Linked DNA regions of Homo sapiens: region 1 is linked to region 2. A link is an interaction called in ENCODE POLR2A ChIA-PET data of the cell type or tissue named here. Cell type or tissue: PC-9. All regions are shown on one strand. Links, peaks and the distances in the headings refer to the core of each region. The heading gives the core; the rest is flanking DNA.

Evidence for each region. Peaks named below come from ENCODE experiments on the same cell type or tissue, not always from the same donor. Only the 100,000 strongest peaks of a DNase experiment are listed, where the experiment ranks them.
Region 1: POLR2A ChIA-PET joins it to region 2 with 10 read pairs; 26 of 35 experiments call an interaction of 5 or more read pairs at or near these places.

What each region holds. Positions count from the first base shown.
Region 1 is chr1:27,782,905-27,788,283 of GRCh38, reverse strand. All of the region lies in intron 1 of STX12 (syntaxin 12), which reads right to left. Among named protein-coding and RNA genes, the nearest start is that of STX12, 12 kb to the right of the region's middle. In PC-9, for the core only: no CTCF peak of the experiment used is centred there; a DNase peak (open chromatin) is centred at 2,313; H3K27ac peaks cover 730 bases.
Region 2 is chr1:27,846,621-27,851,999 of GRCh38, reverse strand. It overlaps PPP1R8 (protein phosphatase 1 regulatory subunit 8), which reads right to left. Exons shown (of 7, transcript NM_014110.5): 6 at 4,908-4,972; 7 at 324-1,907. The coding sequence ends at 1,554. Among named protein-coding and RNA genes, the nearest start is that of PPP1R8, 19 kb to the right of the region's middle. In PC-9, for the core only: no CTCF peak of the experiment used is centred there; no DNase peak of the experiment used is centred there.

The DNA of each region.
Region 1 (5,379 bases), core at 308-5,307, 64 kb after region 2:
GGGGGAGATTTATTCATTCATAGAGGTTGGAAGTTAGTTATATGATTTCTTGTTTGCTTGCTTGTTTTCCAAGAGCATTCACTGTCTTCTATTACAAGTAGCTGGAGTACAGAACATATGAATAGAGTACTCATTGCCCAGAAGTAACACACTTACCATCAAGTTTCAACAGAACTTCAAGAAATCACATAACACAATAAGTATAAGGCTCTTCCAGCCATTCAGCTTTCTTTGTGAGAGCCCTTTCTATCCTCTCTGGATTAATGCCAGTTTCACTTGTGAAACACCAGCCTGCTAAATGACTAGTTCAGTGGAAGAAAATGAGGAGACCAATGTATATTGTATAATTTGTGAATATTATAGAAACAGTATACATATAATGCTCCCATGTCCAACAAGAAAGAACCTTCACTTATTAGAATTTTGAAATTTAAAAATTAATTGTTCCAAATTTACTTTTTGGTAATGGTACTCTTTAAAATAACAATATTTGGGGGACACAGTCATAATCTTGTCCCTAATTTGGTCACCAAGATCAGTAAAAAAGTAAGCTAAAATGTATTGAGTACCAGTTACCTTACAATACCAATGACATGCTAATAGTCCCTAAATCTTTTTTTTTTTTGATACAGAGTCTCACTCTGTCGGCCAGGCTGGAGTGCAGTGGCATGATCTCGGCTCACTGCAACCTCCGACTCCCAGGCTCAACCAATTCTCCTGCCTCAGCCTCCCGAGTAGCTGGGATTACAGGCGTGTGCCACCACGCCTGGCTAATTTTTGTATTTTTAGTAGAGATGGGGTTTCACCATGTTGGTCAGGCTGGTCTCAAACTCCTGACCTCAGGTAATCCACCCGCCTCGGCCTCCCAAAGTGCTGGGATTGCAGGGTTGAGCCACTGCACCCGGCCAGTAGTCCCTAAATCTGATAAGAAGCAACGATTAGGCAAAAATCTTCTAACTTATTGCTGGGTGCTTCTATTCCTAAACAGAAATGGAACAACTCAGTCCTTAGTAGTAAGTACACGTTATTTCTCCCTAGCCAAAATTACTGCATTGTTGGGGATACAAAGCAAACATTTCCCGAGTCAAGTATATATAGGCTGGTAGCACTTCAGATTATGATTTCATCTTATTTTGAGACCATATTTTCCTAACAAAAATGTGATTCCAGTTTTATAACAGAAATATAGGATTCACTTAATTCAAATTTTGCCTTTTGACAAGACTTCTCTAAAAGATATCTATTCTACTAAGTGAGGAACCACTATAGCTCAGTGGTTCCATGGTTCCAATTATAAGCACTATAATTACTGCATTCTGCTAAGATAGCATTATGTGTGACAACCACTTTTCTTCATCACTAACATGTGGTATGTCCTTCTTATCTAAGTCAAATGGGAATCAGGATACAACTAAAGCTATTAACTGGACAGCCATAAAAATAATTTATGAAAGAGGGCATGAATTTTCATTTACTGAGCATCTACTATGAGGTACTAGACACTGGGCTTGACAAGCATTAACTTATTTGACTCCAACAATCCTTTAAGTAAGTATTATTATTCCATTGTTGCATATGAGCACAATGAGGCTCCTGAGAGTTACAGAACTCATTCATTCATTCATTCATTCAGAGTAGAGTATCTACTCTACACTATTCCATGTCCTAGAAGACACTTGCCTTCGAGAGTCTTCTAAGGAAAAGAGATAGACAATAAACATATCAGGTAGTGAAAAATGGTATAAAGAGAAATAAATTCAGGTAAAAGCTGAGGTGACAGCGGTGGGCAGAGGATACTAGTTATACAGAGTGGTCAGAGTATAAAAAGAAATAAATTCAGTTAAGAGCTGAAGTGACAGTGGTGGGCAGAGGATACTAGTTATATAGAGTGGTCAGAGAGACCTCTCTGATAAGGTGACACTGAGCTGAGATCCAAAGTGAAAGATCAAGCCACACAGCTATCTTGGGGAGAAGCATTCTAGGAGAAGAGAGTAATCAGTACAAAGTCCCCAAAGCAAGGGTACTTGATGTGATGGAGGCCAGGGTGGCTAGAGCAGAGTGAGCAAGAGACAGCAGAGAGGTGGCCAAGGAGGTAGTAGGGACCCAGATTGTATAGGGCCTTGCAAACAATTATGAGGACTTTGAATTTTAATGAAGTGGGAAATCACTGGTAGGTTTTGAACAGAGTGTCATTACAACCAGAATTTAAACCCAGGGCTAACTGCAGTGGAATGTGCCACATTACAGTCTCTCAAAAGGCTGACTCTTACAGGAAAAAGAATGTAGTCACACAGGGCAGGCCTAGATTTCCCAGTGTTCCACTTAGCCCCACCCTACTTATCTGATACCTAAGTTAATAGGTCTCTGCTCCAGATAGGCTGATGTCCTTCCTCTAACCTGCTCCCTTCTCCAGCTCCCTGGCACCTATGGGAACACTCCTCTGTACTCACTAGAGTTCAGCAGAGTGCCAGGCACCCAGGTGATACATAATCAATTACTGATTAATTGAGTTAGCCTCCCTTTTCCATTCTGGCAAGCTCTTTGAGGCAGAAGATATGAATGAAGAATATAAGCTAGGAATAATGAGGCCTGAAATCTAAGCCAGACTTGACGACTAACTAGATGCAGGGCACTAAGCAAGTCATTTCATTTGACTGGGTCTCTTTTTCACCAATTATAGATGATATTCAGATTTCACTGACATTTACTGAATACTTAAACTATTTGTGTAAGGTTTTTATTTTATCTCATTAAATCCTTACAACTATGTAAGAACTAAATGATCTCTAAGTACTCCCACCACTGCTCAATTCCAAAATTCAATAACAGTGAAATAGCTCCAGTCAAAGAATTATGCTGTGTAACCAAGGAGTACTTTTGCAACCCGAAAGTTTGGCTTAGAAAGGTTCCACCTGTGACTTTCTTAACTTCATAAATGCAAGGTACAAACAGGACTGGACTGACTATATCCCTCTAGAAGGCAGGGACTGCATTCTACTCATTTTTGTGTATGTATAACTCCTCCCAACACACACACACCCATCCAGAAAATGGTTGAATATATGATAACATGTAAACGTAGATCTGACAAAAAAAGTCAAGGAAATAGGTCTTTTCTTATTGAGTGTCTTTAAAAAGTAGAGCATTCCTTAGAAACTTTAGAAGTATGCCAAAGTATCAAGTTATTAATCATCTATCAAAATTTATTAAATAAGCTACAGAGCTATGGGAATTTTATAGAATATGAAAAAATCAATTAATAATCAGCTGTTCTCTGCATATTCTCAGTGGAGAACTCTTCTTCATCTAGACTTTTCTGATTTCCTTTGTTGGGATGACCTAAATTTGGGGGGTGGAAAGATAGGGAGGGGTTGAGGAAGTGGGGGTGTTGGGAATATTATAGGGTCATTTGCTAGCTAAGCACCAGAATTAATCTAAGCCTTAACACTTTCTAAATTCCTAAATATTAAGATATTTTCTTTAAAGTTTCCAGCAAGACTCAGGTATCAGATACCCTAAAACTCAAATCATAAGGACAACAGTGTCGTAGTTTACTGGAACCCAGAGAAGCAGGACTTTTTGTATATTGCCCTCTATAATCACCAACATCAGGGATTTGTTCAAAACTAGTAACTCAATGACTCATGTATTTTACATCTAAGAGATGTATCTTTCAGTAAACCTAAAGCACACAAAGGAATAACGTGTTTACAGATACATTTATTTGCCCTTGAGCATACTTAAAATATCAAAAAGAAAAGTGAGGCCAGGCACAGTGGCTCACACCTACAATCCCAACAATTTGGGAGGCCAAGGTGGGCAGATCACTTGAGGTCAGGGGTTCAAGACCAGCCTGGGCAACATAGTGAAAACTGCCTCTACAAAAAATTTAAAAATTAGCCAAGCATGGTGGCGCATGCTTGTAGTCCTGGCTACTCAAGAGGCTGAGAGAAGAGGATCGCTCAAGCCCAGAAGTTTGAGGCTGCAGTGAGCTATGATCATGCCACTGCACTCCAGCCTAAGCAACAGAGCAAGACTCTGTCTCAAAATAAATAGACAAATGAATAAAAATTTAAAAAGTAAAGTGACACTTTTTTTTTTTTGAGACAGAGTTTCGCTCTTGTTGCCCAGGCTGGAGTGCAATGGTGTGATCTCAGCTCACCGCAACCTCTGCCTCCCAGGTTCAAGCGATTCTCCTGCCTCAGCCTCCCGAGTAGCTGAGATTATAGGCATGTGCCACCATGCCCGGCTAATTTTTTCTATTTTTAGTAGAGATGGGGTTTCTCCATGTTGGTCAGCCTGGTCTCAAACTCCCGACCTCAGATGATCTGCCTGCCTCAGCCTCCCAAAGTGCTGGGATTATAGGCATGAGCCACCACGCTTGGCCAAGTGATGCTTTTTGGAAATATTTTTACCAGGATGAGTTGAATCTTCTGGCTAACTTGGTTAATGAGAAAACTCCTTTTCCAAGCATTCTACTAAATGAAGGTTTTATGTTAGACTGATGTGCTACAACTTTTTGAAGGAAAATAATTGGGTATTTCCTATGAAATGTTACATAATCCTAGAAACCAGATGACTAGGCCAAAGGTAAAGACAAGTCCTTCAGTTCTGTGTAAGCAATTTTGTTCTTTTTAAAACTAGGACTCAGCTGGGCGTGGTGGCTCACACCTGTAATCCCAGCACTATGGTAGGCCAAGGTGGGTGGATCACCTGAGGTCAGGAGTTTTGAGACAAGGCTGGCCAACATGGAGAAACCCCATCTCTACTAAAAATACAAAAATTAGCCAGGCATGATGGCACATGCCTATAGTCTCAGCTACTCAGAAGGCTGAGGCAGAAGAATTGCTTGAACCCGGGAGCGGAGGTTGCAGTAAGCTGAGATCGTGCCACTGCACTCCAGCCTCGGCAACAGAGCGCGACTCCATCTCAAAAAAACAAAAACAAAAACAAAAAACAAACAACTAGGACTCAATTTCTCCTATCGCTGACCTCTCATTTTAAAAAAGCATATCCTGGCTAAAACTTTTAAAAGAGTATGAAGCAAATCAATTTGTTATACATTACAGCTAACATCCACACTAGGAACTACTCTAAACTGAAAATTCTTTTTGTACTTTAAGCTGATATCGGCAGAATCTGAATCTCCAAATGAACCTTCATCCAAAGCAAAGTCAAATCAAAGTCAAATTATATTGAAAGTAACTATCATCAGAGGTGGGAAAAAGATTTCTCTTCATTTGACAGGATCGAATGCTCTAAGTCAGTATTTTAAACAAATTCAACAACAAAAAAACATTATTTACACCAAATGAGAAAATGATAGCCTATGTGGTGATTATGAAAATGAAGTCATCTCAGTGTTTTACTCTGAAAATT
Region 2 (5,379 bases), core at 122-5,121:
TCATCTCAAAGCCACATGTAAGTCTCACAAACACAGTATACTTACTGCAAATGAGATTCCGTATGCAGGCATATTCCTTCAATTCAAATTCTTGCTGAAATCCCTCCTAAACTTACTTACCTTTAGCTTCCGTTTGCTCCTGTGTCACCAAGCTATGGCTCAAATGCACAGAGCTCTAACTGCAGGGTGGGTGATAGGGCTTATGCAAACGCCCTAAAGCCCCGTCTCCCGTCATGAGGTCTCCTGATGAAGGGCACCAAGCACTTCCGAACCAACGCTGCTTTGTGAGGCTTCAGTCTGGGGACTACATTCTCTCATTAGAATTTCCACACTCATTTAGGGCATCTTTATTTGTAATATAATGGGGATGGAGCATTGCCTCCCAAGCCCAGTGACTGTGCCTTTAGCAAACATTTCCAGATGGCAGTGGCAATCAGTGACTGAGAGACAAATTCACAGCCTGCACCCAAATGACAAAAGTTACGTTTAATTTACAATGTAATAAAGGTTACAGGTAAAAAGCTACACATAAAGCATGAAAAGGCCTATTACACAAATGTACAAATCTCTGTACAAAGCTTGTATCAATGTTTCCTAACTTTGTCTCCTATGTTTGTTAGCCAGGTCTAGTCTTGGAGCTCTGAATAACAAGAGCTCTCAATTGAGGGGGGAAAGAGCCTCCAAACTGACATCTAAAAATTCCTCTTAGAGACACCAGTTACTTCCAAACAAATCTTTTCCTTTTTAATTTGAATTACCCCAACTGGTCATATCCTTTGAAAACTGCCTTCATAATACACTTAAAAGTAATGCCTTAGAGTAGAGGACAGTACTCTGGAATTAAATAAGAAACTTCAGCAGGAGGAGTGCTCAGGTTTGACAAGAAAAACAGGTAAATTTCAAACAATACTGTAAGTTAAAACTATAAACCTGTGTCTATGGCACCAGTCACAGATGAAGGAAAATCGAAATGTTTTCATTCCAACAGGAAGGACAAAAGAGAAAAGCCTAGCTACTGGACCTCAAAACCACTGACCCAAGGAAACATTTTTTAGTTTAAACCTCAGCTTAACTGCAGAATTCTAAGCCTTCTTTTTGATCAAACTGAGATCTATGGCAACCCTTCTGCTACCCGGGACTTGGAAGGATAGTGAATATAAATTAGGCTCTGGACCCCCAAGGCTGGTGATGCTACTGTAACCTCTACAGCTCTGGATTCAACCTGAGGGCCTGGGATATGTGACTTTACATAAAAATGATCCTAGAAAGTGGGAGAAAGAAAGGAGGTAGTGGAAGGCCTAGGAAAGAGCCAGGGCAGTCTATTGAAAAGGATATAAGAAGCCTTTCTCTACAATGCAAGTGTTGTGAAGACAGGTCTTTATGGGCTATTTCAACCCCACCCCCAATTGTCATATTACATGGTTAGGATGCCAGGAGACATTCTGAAAGACGATACCGCACACATGGAAAGTTTTTCTCCCTAGTTCATTAGCTCCCCATCACCCTTCCACCCCATTCCCACCCAATCCCACCCTTCTCCATGACCAAAAATATCAAATCAGCAAGGAAGGTGTGGGCTTCTTGCCTGGCCAAGCCTCTTTTGCATATTTCTTCTTCTTGGGTTCATTTACAGCTTCAGGGTTATAGACTGCAGGGTTTGGTGCAGGGTTCATGTTCACTGCTGACGGCACAACAGGAGTCAAGTCCACATCAGGGGCAAGGTTTGGGTATGGCATGGGCAAGCCACCGATGAGTGCTGTCCCATGGATGCCATGTGGCTGGGAGCCTGCTTCACTGTGTGTGGGGGGCAGGCCCCCGTAGAGTCCTCCGCTGAAGGCAAAGTTCTGCATGCGCCTGCTCCCTGATTCCTCCAGGCCCAGGGAGCCAGGGCCCTCCACACGCTTCTTCTACAGTTCACGATGAGGAGAGGGGAGAGATTGGAGAGAGAAGACAAGAGGTGAGGCCCAAGAGTGGTTAGCTTTTTCTATTCCAGCCTTAAAAAAATGGCTTTTGGGAAAGATTCCTAACTTCTAGCCTGTTCTCCTTTCCAGACAACCTATTTCATGATGTTGAAATCTTACGGTTTGAAGAGACCTTTCCAGTCATCTACGATGGTTCCCAAACACTGCTCCATAACAAAGTTTTCACCATCCTACATCAGCCAAGGATGGTGTTGTGAGTTTTACATAAAGTAAAACATATCAATTTAATTTATCCTAAAGTTACATAGCTCACTTTCTTATTTCATATTAAAATGCCCTTTTAGGAGGAACACATGAGATCAGGAGTTTGAGACCAGCCTGGCCAACATGGCAAAACCCCATCTCTACTAAAAATACAAAAATTAGCCAGGCGTGGTGGCAGGTGCCTGTAATCACAGCTACTCGGGAGGCTGAGGCACAAGAATCACTTGAGGCAGAGTTTGCAATGAGCTGAGATGGTGCCACTGCACTGCAGCCTGGGTGACAGAGTAAGACTCTGTCTCAAAAATAAAAAACATTTTTAAAAAAATCCCTTTTAGGAAATGGAAATGATAAAAGATGGCAATAGATATTTTACCCTTTTTTGAGGGGGAAAAAATGTGGTATGTCCATGTTTGGTGTGCAATTTTTTTTTTTTTTTTTTTTTGAGACAGAGTTTCACTCTTGTTGCCCAGGCTGGAGTGTAATGGCTCGATCTCAGCTCACAGCAACTTCTGCCTCCCGGGTTCAAGCCATTCTCCTGCCTCAGCCTCCGGAGTAGCTGGGATTACAGGCATGCGCCACCACGCCTGGCTAATTTTGTATTTTTAGTAGAGACAGGGTTTCTCCATGTTGGTCAGGCTGGTCTTGAACTCCGGACCTCAGGTGATCAGCCCGCCTCGGCCTCCCAAAGTGCTGGGATTACAGGCGTGACCCAGCACGCCCGACCTGGTGTCCAATTTTTAAACATTAATCTGAGAGCAAAACCAATCTACAGTGAAGAAAATATTTACTGGCTGCCTGGGCCTGGGAGTGGGCTGCTGCAAAGGGCTACGAGGCAACTTTTTGGAGTGAGAGAAATCTTCTCTATCTTGATTATGGTGGTGGTTACACATATATTTGCCAAAACTATATACGTAAATGTGTAGATTTTATTATATGTAAATTATACTGCAATAAAATTGACATAAAACTATACACCTGTTGATTTTGTACTTTAATGACAAGAAAACATTCCAAAGGAATAACAAACAAACAAAAAAGCTCAAGGGGCATTATGGAATCCCACAGAAAAACATCTACTTTTCCATACTAGACTAAAGCTCATGAAACATCCTGCTCAATCCTATACTCCTTTTGGATTAAACAAAGTCTAAGCAGGAACTCTGACAGATCTTACTTAGTCTAATATATTTTAGAGATTTTTTTTTTATAAAAAGTAAAACTTTCTATATCATCTCTAACCAGCATTTTCTAATCACCTTCTGAATATTAACAGGGATCTCACTACTCTTAAGGGGAAGTTTGTTGCTGTTTGGACAGTTCTAGCTATCTGATAGTTCTTCCACATGCTGAACGATCGGAGCATCTCTGTAACTTCTACCCCTTGGTTCTTCAACATACAATCTTTTTTATTTAGATGGAGTCTCGCTGACGACCAGGCTGGAGTGCAGTGGTGTGATCTCGGCTCACTGCAAGCTCTGCCCCCCGGGTTCACGCCATTCTCCTGCCTCAGCCTCCTGAGTAGCTGGGACTATAGGCGCCCACCACCACGCCCAACTAATTTTTTTTTGTATTTTCAGTAGCGACGGGGTTTCACCGTGTTCGCCAGGATGGTCTCGATCTCCTGACCTTGTAATCTGCCCACCTCGGCCTCCCAAAGTGCTGGGATTACAGGCGTGAGCCACCGCACCCAGCCAACATACTTATCTTTAAATTTAATCCACATCTGGGCTGACATTCCTATCTGTGCCATTGCCACTCATAAAATAAAGGCATGGCAAACTGTGTGGTATTGCAATAATGCATCTCCTCCACCTAATAGCTTACTTTGAGTCCGAAGAGAAAGGCCAAAAGAAGGTGGGCCTCTCTCTGCACCCCTCTGGAAAATGAATTTACAGATTCATATTGCACATTATTTACATGAAACATCAAGCTGGCTAGTTATCTACAGCCTTTCTGTGGTACTCCAGGATTCCCTAAACATAGATTTCATTTCCACAGAATGAGAAATGGGAGAGGAGCATGGTATGTATTTTAAAATTAAGCACTCACTCAACAGCACATAAAGAGCAGGTTATTTTTTTTTTGAGATGGAGTCTCGCTCTGTCACCAGGCTGGAGTGCAGTGGCACCATCTCAGCTCACTGCAACTTCCACCTCCCCGGTTCCAGCGATTCTCCCACCTCAACCTCCCAGTTAGCTGAGACTACAGGAATGCGCCACCACACCCAGCTAATTTTTGTATTTTTAGTAGAGACAGGGTTTCAACATGTTGGCCAGGATGGTCTCAATCTCTTTTTTTTTTTTTTTTGAGACAGAGTCTTGCTCTGTTGCCCAGGCTGGAGTGCAATGGTGCGACCTCAGCTCACTGCAACCTCCGCCTCCCAGGTTCAAGCGATTCTCCTGCCTCAGCCTCCTGAGTAGCTGGGATTACAGAGACCTACCACCACGCCTGGCTAATTTTTGTATTTTTAGTAGAGACAGGGTTTCACCATGTTGGCCAGGTTGGTCTCGAACTCCTGACCTCAGGTGATCTGCCTGCCTTGGCCTCCCAAAGTGCTGGGATTACAAGTGTGAGCCACTGTGCCTGGCCTCGATTTCTTGACCTCTTGATCTGCCTGCCTCAGCCTCCCAAAGTGCTTGGATTACAGGCATAAGCCAACGCGCCTGGCCTAAAGAGCAGGTTTTAAAACACAGACTGTATGGCATTTCATGTGCTTCCTACCTTGACTGGGACCACTGCAGTTTGCACCATGTTCCTGAATCGACCAACTGAGGGATCCACATCCTCTGCAAAAAGAGAAGAGGGCAGGGTTGGGTTGGTACTTTACTGGGAGGAATAAGGGCACAGGAGTCACTGCAAACAAACCATCACAACAACTCATATTAAAATTGTAAAACACAGAGAGTGCTTCCTGGGTGCTGGGCATTGTGCTAAATCCTCACAAAGACCCTGTGATGTAGGTACTACCACAATCAACATTTAGTAGATGAGAAAGCAAACTGAGGCTTGGAGGAGCAAAGGGACTGGCCCAGTTGCTCTGGTGGAGAGTACAGGAGCCAGGACTTGAGTCCAAGTAGTTCAAAACAGGCCTGTGATCTGCACCACTGTGCTGTGCTGCCCTCCCCCAAGTTCTTTCCCATTCTGTATAACTCCCTCTTTTGAGGGGAAAGAAAAGAAGAGTAGACATTATCAG